3 separate regions of the Homo sapiens genome follow, and regions 2 and 3 are each linked to region 1. Evidence: chromatin contacts called from ENCODE Hi-C or POLR2A ChIA-PET data. All regions are on one chromosome and are shown on one strand. The core of a region is the stretch at or near the end of the contact, and the rest is flanking DNA. Distances in the headings are between cores, read along the strand shown.

Region 1 (3,017 bases), core at 518-3,017:
GATCTAGTCCCTTAAATGGACTTGATTAGGTGGGAACAGGCAGGAGAAGCAAAGCAAACACACAGAGGCCTAATAAAGTGTTTCAGGAAGATTTGGGGACACACCGACTTACCTGAGACATTATTCTGCAATTTCCAATGGCCAACAGAGTCCCCTTTCCAGGTTCTTATCTTAGAGATGGGCAGTGTCCTGAGGGCACAGAAAGGCAGGAAAAAGCAGTCATGAAAAATCGGGCTTATCTTGCGGCACCTGTCACACACCTTAATGGAAAAGCACACTGGTAATCACTCGCCGGAGCGTCAATCTCTCCCTGGGAAGGAACAGGGTGTTTCTCCGCAAGGGCTATTTACCAGGTGCCACCTGCGGGGAAAATCAATTATTCTGTATACAAAAGACTCATAAAACAACGGTAACAACTTTATCAGCTCGTTCAGTCTTCACCACTTTGCAAGGTGTGCATTCATATTATTCCAGATTTTTTTTTTTTTTTTTTTGAGACGGAGTCTCGTTCTGTCTCCAGGCTGGAGTGCAATGGAGCGACCTCGACTCACTGCAACCTCTGCCTCCCGGGTTGAAGCGATTCTCCTACCTCAACCTCTCGAATAGCTGGGATTATAGACACGTGCCACCACGCCCAGCTAATTTTTTTTTGTATTTTTAGTAGAGACGGCGTTTCGCCATGTTCGTTAGGCTGGTGCGGTGGCTTACGCCTTTAATCCCAGCACTTCGGAAGGCGGAGGCGGGCGGATCGCTTGAGGTCGAGTTCTAAACCAGATTTATTTTTTAAAATGAAGACAAAACTGAAATTCCGAGATACTGAACCCATTTGTTCAAGGTTGCACAACTGAAAGCGCCGGCTTCATGACGACATAACCCAAAAAAAACTGTAGCTGGCGTCTGCTCTCGCGCCCACTTCGCTCTCACAACAGTGCCAAGAGGTCGGCGCCGTCATCACCCCGCGTTTACACGGCTCAACAGGAAGGCCAGGAAATGCCCAAGGCCCCGGCCGTGGTCAAACCGCGCGCGGACCCAGGGCCTTAGCCCCGCCGTCGCCGCGACCCACACTTGCCGGAGTCCTCAGCAGGGCCTCACCGTCCCGCAGGCGCCCCGAGCCCGCGCCTCCGCGGACCTGACGCGCCGCGTAGCTGGTGAGCGGGTAACGGCGGCCGACCTCCGGGAACGACACTGCCCCAAACCGTTCCTTAGCTTGGAAGCCGCCGCCAGGCCTGAAGCTATCGCGGGACTGACCCAGTGCACCGCCCACGGCGAACCACATTTCCCAGAATCCTCCCCCTGCGGTACAAATGTCCCGGAAGCCGCGAACCGCCGGCACCCGAAGACCACACTTCCCAAGGGTCTCTGCGGCTGCGCGGACCTGGTGCGCCGCGGGCAAACCGGTCACGGCTTTGTAAGTAGCTTAACCGCCTGGGGCCGTCGACCTAGAGCCGGCCAGCTAGGACCATGCGCAAATTGTCCTGGGGCACACAGTCGTCCTCTGGTGAACGATACAACTCGAAACCAAGGGACACCCTCTACTTATAAGGGCCATGGCGCCCGGACCAAGAAATTACATTTCCCAGAAAACTGCAGCCGTGCCAAGGTCTTCCGGGTCATTCCTGCGCTCACACAAACGTTTCCCTCCGAGACATGGGCAGCCCTTGCTGGTACCGCGCAAGTGCTCGCCGTTGCTAGCAAAGGGGCTCCTCTCATCCCAAACCCTGCCGCTATGCTGTTCACCTTCAGGTCTTTTTTTTTTTTTTTTTTTGGCACTCATTTGCCCAAGACGATAACTCACAAAACGCCCTGTGGCCCGACTGTCACGACTGTAGTTCGCCAACCAAGGGCATTTCCTGGAAATGCAAGGGGACACGTATCTGTGACACTAATGGCCGTTCTGACGTGCGTTACGCCCCTGGAAGGACTTGGAAATACTGAACTTGAGTGAGCACTGGGAGGATGGAGACCCTCATCCTGGGAGGAGTCACTCCTCCCGCAGCCATCACAGCCTGACGCCCCCTCTCCCCAGAAGTGCTTCTTAGGCCCACCCAAAAGGGCAATGGACCTCTCTGTATGCAAGCCAGAGCAGTCTACTGTTTGTGTATATTTGGGTTGTTTACTTTCTTTTTAACACTTAAATGTTAATTGACTTCAATCATTTTTAAAATTATAAATAGTGTCGCTATAGACTTTTTTGTACTTATTAAGTACTGACCTGCATGATCTTCGTGAAGCAGTGCTTCTGTTACCAGAAAGGGGTCCGGATCCGACCCCAAGAGAGAGTTCTTAGAGCTCACGCAAGAAAAAATCCATGGGAGAGCACAGTGCAAAGCCAAAGCAAGTGTATTAAGAAAGTAAAGAAACAATGGGTACTCCATTGTTAGAGCAGCAGCTTGGGCTGCTGGACTAGGGATACTTGTATTTATTGCTTGATGATGTGCTAAACAAGGGTGGATTATTCATGAGTTTTCCAGGAAAGAGGTGGGCAATTTCAATTTCTCGGAGCTGAGGGCTTCCCAGCTTTTTGAACCATACAGGGTAACTTCTGAACCTTACCATGGCATTTGTAAATTGCCATGGCACTGATGAGCGTTTCTCTTAGCGTGCTAATGCATATAATTAGCATATAACCGAGAGGTGAAGCCAGCTGGGCTTCTGGATCAGGTGGGGCCTTGGAGAACTTTTCTGTATAGCTGAAGGATTGTAAATACACCAATCAGTGCTCTGTGTCTAGCTAAAGGTTTGTAAATGCACCAGTCAGCACTCTGTAAAAACGGACCAAACAGCACTCTGTAAAATAGACCAATCAGCGCTCTGTAAAATGGACAAATCAGCAGGATGTGGGCGGGGCCAAATAAGGGAATAAAAACGGGCCACCCGAACAACCAGCGGCAACCGCGCTGGGGTCTACTTCCCAGGTGTGGGATGTTTGTTCTTTTGCTCTTTGGGTCTGCACTACCTTTATGAGCTGCAACACTCACCCTGAAGGTCTGCAGCTTCACTCTTGAAGCCAGCGAGAC
Region 2 (3,017 bases), core at 26-2,525, 1.6 Mb after region 1:
CTTCAGCCTGGGCGACAGAGCGAGACGAGTGAGGATCACTTAAGGTCGGGAGTTCGAGGCCAGCCTTGATATCATGGTGAGACCCCGCATCTATTTAAAAACAAAACAAAACAAAACAAAACAAAAGCTGTAATCCCAGCACTTTGGGAGGCAGGCCGAGGTGGGCAGATCACAAGGTCAGGAGTTCAAGACAAGCCTAGCCAACAAGGTGAAACTGTCTCTACTGAAGATTAGCTGGGTGTGGTGGTGGACGCCTGTAGTCTCAGCTACTCGGGAGGCTGAGGCAGGAGAATCGCTTGAACCCGGGAGGCGGAAGTTGCAGTGAGCCGAGATCGCGCCATTGCACTCCAGCCTGGGCGACAGGGCGAGACTCCGTCTCAAATAAAAAAATAAAAAAAATAAATAAAAAGGCCGGGCGCGTTGGCCCGCGCCTGCAGCCCCTGCTACTTGGGAGGCTGAGGCTGGAGCATCGCTTGATCCTGGGAGGTCGAGGCTGCAAAGAGTCGAGATCGCAACACTGCTCTCCAGCCTGGGCGACAGAGCGAGGTCCCATCTCTTAAAAAAAAGAACTGTGCTCAAGGACATCTGCCGTGTCTGGGGCGCAAAACCCCTCCTGGTCCCCTCTCTCAGGGCAGTCCGCGAGCCCAGCGGATCCCACTCGTCTTTGCAGCGCGGACAGGGAATCGGCTGAGTTGATCCCATGCCAACAAGCCCGAGTAGTCCGGGCAAGGCGCTCGGCGGGGCAGTCAACGCTCCCTCCGCCATGGGCTCCCCTCTTGGGAAAAGCTTTTCCAAACCGCCGGGCCCAGGGCCCAGAGCTCCCGCCGCGCCCTCGACGTGGCGTCGAGTCTGGCCCCTTCCCCCGCGGCGCACGGGCTTCACCCAGGAGGGACGCGCCTGGATCCACGCCTTCCTCACTGACTCCCCGGGCTCCAGGGCAGGGTGCAGGTCCACAGCCAGGGCTTCGCTGCGGCCCCTGAGACCCCAGTGCCTTTCCTGCGCTCTCGCGGCACTCGCAAAGTTGAGTCAGCCACGACGCCCACAGACAACCCCGAGGCGCCGCGCCCAGGGCGCAGCTCTCCGGGTGACGAGCGCCTCAAGGGGCGCGGGTTCGGGGCCCGCGACGGGGCGGGGCGCGTCTCCAGGGCTCCAGTGCTCGGCCTCAGGCGGGGCTAGAAGGGCCGCGGGACGGGGTGGGAGTGGAGGGGCGGGGAAGGGCGGGGACAGGGGCGGGGCCGCACGTCCTCTCGGGCCAGCCTCAGCCGCCGCGCCTCAGTCCGCCGTCCGCCCTCCGCGCCCGCGCCGCTAGCATGACCGACGCGCTGTTGCCCGCGGCCCCCCAGCCGCTGGAGAAGGAGAACGACGGCTACTTTCGGAAGGTGGGCGGCTTCGGGCGGGCGGGCGGGGACCTGCGGGCTCCAGACCTCCTTTCCCCCGGGCCCTGCAGGGGCCGTGGGAGCGCGCAGTCGGGGTCCACTAGGCCGGGAGGGGGAGGGGGCGCACTGGGCCGGCGCTGGCCGGACGGAGGCTGGCGGGGAGGAGTGGGGGCGGCGATGTCCCCGGCGTCCCGGGCAGGTGGCATCCGGGACTGGGCGGGGAGTAGGGGAGGCGCATGTGGCCGCTCCGCGCAGGTGCGGGCGGAGGACCTGGAGGGGTGCTTGGGTCTCCCCCCTCCCACCCCCCGCCACCCCTCGCTTGCGATCCCTGGTGCCTGGGGAAAGGACCCGTTCCTGGCTGCGCTGGCGCCCTTGGCCTCTGGGCGCGTTGCAAGAGCGCTTGGTGGGAGCGCGGGTGGAGACAGACCATCCCAGGCGTGTTGGCGGTCTCATATTTATTTTAGGCGCTCTGTCGCCCAGGCTGGAGTAGAGTGGCGCGATTATAGCTCACTGCAGCCTCGACTTCCTGGCCTCCAGCGATCCTCCCGCCCCAGCCTCCCGAGTAACTGGGACTGCAGGCGCGCCACCTCGCCACGCTAATTTTTTGTAGAACTGGGGTATCGCTGTGTTGCCCAGACTGGTCGCGAACTCTTGGGCTCAAGGGATCCTCCCGCCCCGGTCTCTCAAAGTGCTGGGATTACAGGCGTGAGCCACTGCGCCCGGCCGGCGGTCTCTTTTTGCCTCCAAAATGCTTCCAAAGTCCGCCTGTGGGACTTTTCAGGGAGCAGGGGAGAGCTGCTGGTGGGAGGGAGCCTCCGGCGTTGCACCCTCCTCCGCTCCGGGTCGTCCAGGAGGGCGTGAGCACCGCAGGTGAGGCCCACGGTCTTGTGCGTCTCACTGTGTGCCAAAGCGGATTTGTCTTGTTGTCCGGGAGACTTGGCGGGGGCTGGCGGCGGGCGGCGGGCGGCGGGCGGCGGGTGGCGGGTGCCGGCCTCGCAGGTTCTTGGCATGTCCAGGAGCTCTTGGGCCCAGAAGATAACAGTCAGGGAGCTCAGTCCCTCAAAAGCGACCCCAGCCTGTGGAGCAGGGGCCCTGGGATACCCGCAGGCGGCAGGGCCTGGGCTACAAAGATGCTTTGGAGCCGGGAGTCATGGTGATGCCTTCCAAGCCTTCCTCCCTCTAGGTCCTGAGCAAGTCTAAAAATAGCTTTTGGCCCTTGGCCAGGGATCACTGAGAGGGTGGAGAGATTGTTGTTGATTTTCGTTTTTATAATAGATACGACAGTGCATAATTATAAATAGGGAAGTGAAACTTTCCCATAAACGAATCAATTCTTAATTGTTCAAAGCCTTAGGATCCAGTTCTTAAATGGTCTTGGCATCTTCCTCCTTCTCCCAGGTGACACAGAGAGACTGTGGGCTTTGCTCACTGGTGAGGAGCCCTGGGCAGGACAGTGTGGGGCAGAGTGGGAAAACTTCTTTTTTGTGAAGTTGCTTTTAGCATTAAAAAAAAAAAAAGTAGTTTTGAGGTATATTTAAGTTTAAAGATGTCATCATGGAATTACAGGATTATAACTTCTAATTATGTGTGGCGTTTGGGACAGAGGATCACAGGCCATGGAATTGCAGGAGGAGGCCTGGC
Region 3 (3,017 bases), core at 365-2,864, 1.4 Mb after region 1:
TCCTCCCACAACTCCACAGGCCGGGAACCGTGCATGTACAGTGGCGTTTCTTTGTTCCTAGGTAGGAAAAGCCATTAGTTTTAGCACCGCAGAAAAAAACGCAAATCGCTCTTGGTGCTTTTTGATTTCCGTCCAGGTCTCCCTCCACAGGTGAATGCTATATGAATGGGTCCTGCATTTGGCTCAGCAAGCAGCTCTCCGGCTCACATCGGGATATTTATTTAACGTATCTGGTTTTTACTCCCTCCCGTCCAAAAGCGTCAAGCTAAAAATATCTTGTTTATGAGCTCTGGACCGAAAACGAAGCAGTTGGGCTATTAATCACTGGGACTATGTTGAATAGGAACTTGATTAAAGCGCAGTGTGCGTTGCCCAGATGAAACTGCTTCTTTACTGCGATCGTCGTGGAAGCTCGGGGCTCTCCAGCGGTGTTTTTAGCTGTGCCCCCTCCGGGGCTCCTGGGCGGGTCGTGGCGCCTTGCCAGGCCTAAGGCCACTGTCGGTGAAGGGGGTCTTCCCTCACCTGTAGGCAAGCGCGCCTCTAGCCGGGACGCAGGCGGCGTCAGGCCTCAGCGCCAGTGGCGAGGGGCGGCGCGGGCAAGGACAGGAGACACTTGAGGGCTCCCAAGACTCCATCTGGGCCCAGCTGACGGTCCGTAGCCGCCACCCCGGCCCCGGTAAAGAATGCGAGGGACGCACGTGGCTGGGGGTCTCGGTGGCAAGCTCCTTCCCCCGCCGCGGTGAGAGCATTAGCTGCCGCACTCAAGGGGCCCCAGGGCCTGGCCGCCTCGGTCCCTAGGATCCCGGGGACTACAGCGCCCGGCGAACCACTGGGCAGAGTTCTCCCTGTGCGTGCTCGGACCTGGCAGCCCGGCGGCCTGGACACCCTCGCTCCCGCCGTTGGCGCCCACCTGAATGGGGAGGCGGGGGAGGAAGCGGTGGCTTCGGGCCTCGAGGGCTGCGGCCCCCGCCTCGGAATCCCGGCCCCAGAGTTAAGTTTGTCTCCTCCCTCGGTGCGCCCCTCCCCGTGCTCGCCCCGGCGTCCAGCTCCGCTAGTCTGGGGGGCCCCGCGGTCCCGCAGGAAAAAAAATCGGCGACTCCACGCCGGGTAACAGCGCCGGCCCCGCGCGCCTAGCAAGCCGCGCGCTCCGACCTGGAGAAGTAATTATAAAGAAAGTTTTCCAGCCCGGGCGGATCGACCGGCCAGGTCCTCCAGGCTCCCGGGCCGAGGCCGCCTCCGCTCCCCGCGGGGTCCTAGCGCCCTGCGCGGCGCCGCCCATGGGACCCCGGCGTCCTCCGAGAGGTACCTCTGCGCGGAATCACAGGGGTAGCCTGGAGATCAGAGCTAGGAGACGCAGAGCCACCGCGCTCAGGACCTCTCCGCGCGTCCCAAACGGCCCCCCACCGGCCCCAGCCCCGCTGCTCTGCGCTGCAGCCTCCCCGGGACGCGGGTCCGGGACAGGCCTGGTTCTGGCTTTGAAAGAGAATCCGCGCCCCAGCAGCTCAAGACCAAGACTCGCCCTCCGCCCCCCACCCCTACCCCGTGCAGCCTCGGGATACTCCTGGGCTCCCGGCCGTGGCTGGATACGGGCGCCTAGGGCAGGCAGGAGGAGGGGGCCCCCGCTACCGACCACGTGGGCGCGGGGGCGACGGCCGGGCCGGGGGCGGAGCTTGGAGCGAGCGCCGCGGCTCTGCTGGGCGCGCTGGAGGCGGTGGGCGTTGCGCCGCGGCCTGCCTGGGGAGCGCGGCGCTGTGCCGCGCTGGTTCGCCGCCCCATGCCGGCCGCGCGCTAGGACCCAGCAGGCGCCGCGCCGCCGCAGCCCGGGGACAGAGGCCGCCTCGGACTCTAGGGGGCGACGCGGCCTGCCGGGTATAAAAGCTGGGCCGGCGCGGGCCGGGCCATTCGCGACCCGGAGGTGCGCGGGCGCGGGCGAGCAGGGTCTCCGGGTGGGCGGCGGCGACGCCCCGCGCAGGCTGGAGGCCGCCGAGGCTCGCCATGCCGGGAGAACTCTAACTCCCCCATGGAGTCGGCCGACTTCTACGAGGCGGAGCCGCGGCCCCCGATGAGCAGCCACCTGCAGAGCCCCCCGCACGCGCCCAGCAGCGCCGCCTTCGGCTTTCCCCGGGGCGCGGGCCCCGCGCAGCCTCCCGCCCCACCTGCCGCCCCGGAGCCGCTGGGCGGCATCTGCGAGCACGAGACGTCCATCGACATCAGCGCCTACATCGACCCGGCCGCCTTCAACGACGAGTTCCTGGCCGACCTGTTCCAGCACAGCCGGCAGCAGGAGAAGGCCAAGGCGGCCGTGGGCCCCACGGGCGGCGGCGGCGGCGGCGACTTTGACTACCCGGGCGCGCCCGCGGGCCCCGGCGGCGCCGTCATGCCCGGGGGAGCGCACGGGCCCCCGCCCGGCTACGGCTGCGCGGCCGCCGGCTACCTGGACGGCAGGCTGGAGCCCCTGTACGAGCGCGTCGGGGCGCCGGCGCTGCGGCCGCTGGTGATCAAGCAGGAGCCCCGCGAGGAGGATGAAGCCAAGCAGCTGGCGCTGGCCGGCCTCTTCCCTTACCAGCCGCCGCCGCCGCCGCCGCCCTCGCACCCGCACCCGCACCCGCCGCCCGCGCACCTGGCCGCCCCGCACCTGCAGTTCCAGATCGCGCACTGCGGCCAGACCACCATGCACCTGCAGCCCGGTCACCCCACGCCGCCGCCCACGCCCGTGCCCAGCCCGCACCCCGCGCCCGCGCTCGGTGCCGCCGGCCTGCCGGGCCCTGGCAGCGCGCTCAAGGGGCTGGGCGCCGCGCACCCCGACCTCCGCGCGAGTGGCGGCAGCGGCGCGGGCAAGGCCAAGAAGTCGGTGGACAAGAACAGCAACGAGTACCGGGTGCGGCGCGAGCGCAACAACATCGCGGTGCGCAAGAGCCGCGACAAGGCCAAGCAGCGCAACGTGGAGACGCAGCAGAAGGTGCTGGAGCTGACCAGTGACAATGACCGCCTGCGCAAGCGGGTGGAACAGCTGAGCC

The links. Hi-C counts contacts between places; a loop is a spot of excess contacts on that map. ChIA-PET counts read pairs that join two places held with the same protein, here RNA polymerase II (POLR2A). Pooled maps may share reads with other maps.
Region 2: a loop to region 1 is called in a pooled map, with 4 times the contacts of the local background. The contact joins the promoter of RHPN2 here to the promoter of SCGB2B2 in region 1. A Hi-C loop is called at or near these places in 1 of 50 pooled maps. POLR2A ChIA-PET finds 5 or more read pairs at or near these places in 2 of 52 experiments (Caco-2 and H1).
Region 3: a loop to region 1 is called in a pooled map, with 2.2 times the contacts of the local background. The contact joins the promoter of CEBPA-DT here to the promoter of SCGB2B2 in region 1. A Hi-C loop is called at or near these places in 2 of 50 pooled maps. POLR2A ChIA-PET finds 5 or more read pairs at or near these places in 2 of 52 experiments (A549 and H1).

What each region holds. Positions count from the first base shown.
Region 1 is chr19:34,675,909-34,678,925 of GRCh38, reverse strand. SCGB2B2 (secretoglobin family 2B member 2) reads left to right here and starts at 1,767. Exons shown (of 4, transcript NM_001025591.4): 1 at 1,767-3,017. ZNF302 (zinc finger protein 302) reads right to left here and starts at 1,248. Exons shown (of 5, transcript NM_001289187.2): 1 at 823-1,248; 2 at 113-189. The coding sequence starts at 121. It also overlaps the pseudogene ZNF807P and the pseudogene SCGB1B2P. RefSeq lists a silencer at 1,000-1,059 and enhancers at 482-1,378, 1,510-1,569, 1,620-1,719, 1,379-2,276.
Region 2 is chr19:33,063,146-33,066,162 of GRCh38, reverse strand. It overlaps RHPN2 (rhophilin Rho GTPase binding protein 2), which reads left to right and starts at 1,275. Exons shown (of 15, transcript NM_033103.5): 1 at 1,275-1,379. The coding sequence starts at 1,311. RefSeq lists enhancers at 241-740, 1,953-2,581 and silencers at 888-1,387, 1,448-1,667.
Region 3 is chr19:33,301,418-33,304,434 of GRCh38, reverse strand. CEBPA-DT (CEBPA divergent transcript) reads right to left here and starts at 1,614. Exons shown (of 1, transcript NR_026887.2): 1 at 1-1,614. CEBPA (CCAAT enhancer binding protein alpha) reads left to right here and starts at 1,901. Exons shown (of 1, transcript NM_004364.5): 1 at 1,901-3,017. The coding sequence starts at 2,021. RefSeq lists silencers at 1,161-1,420, 1,501-2,070.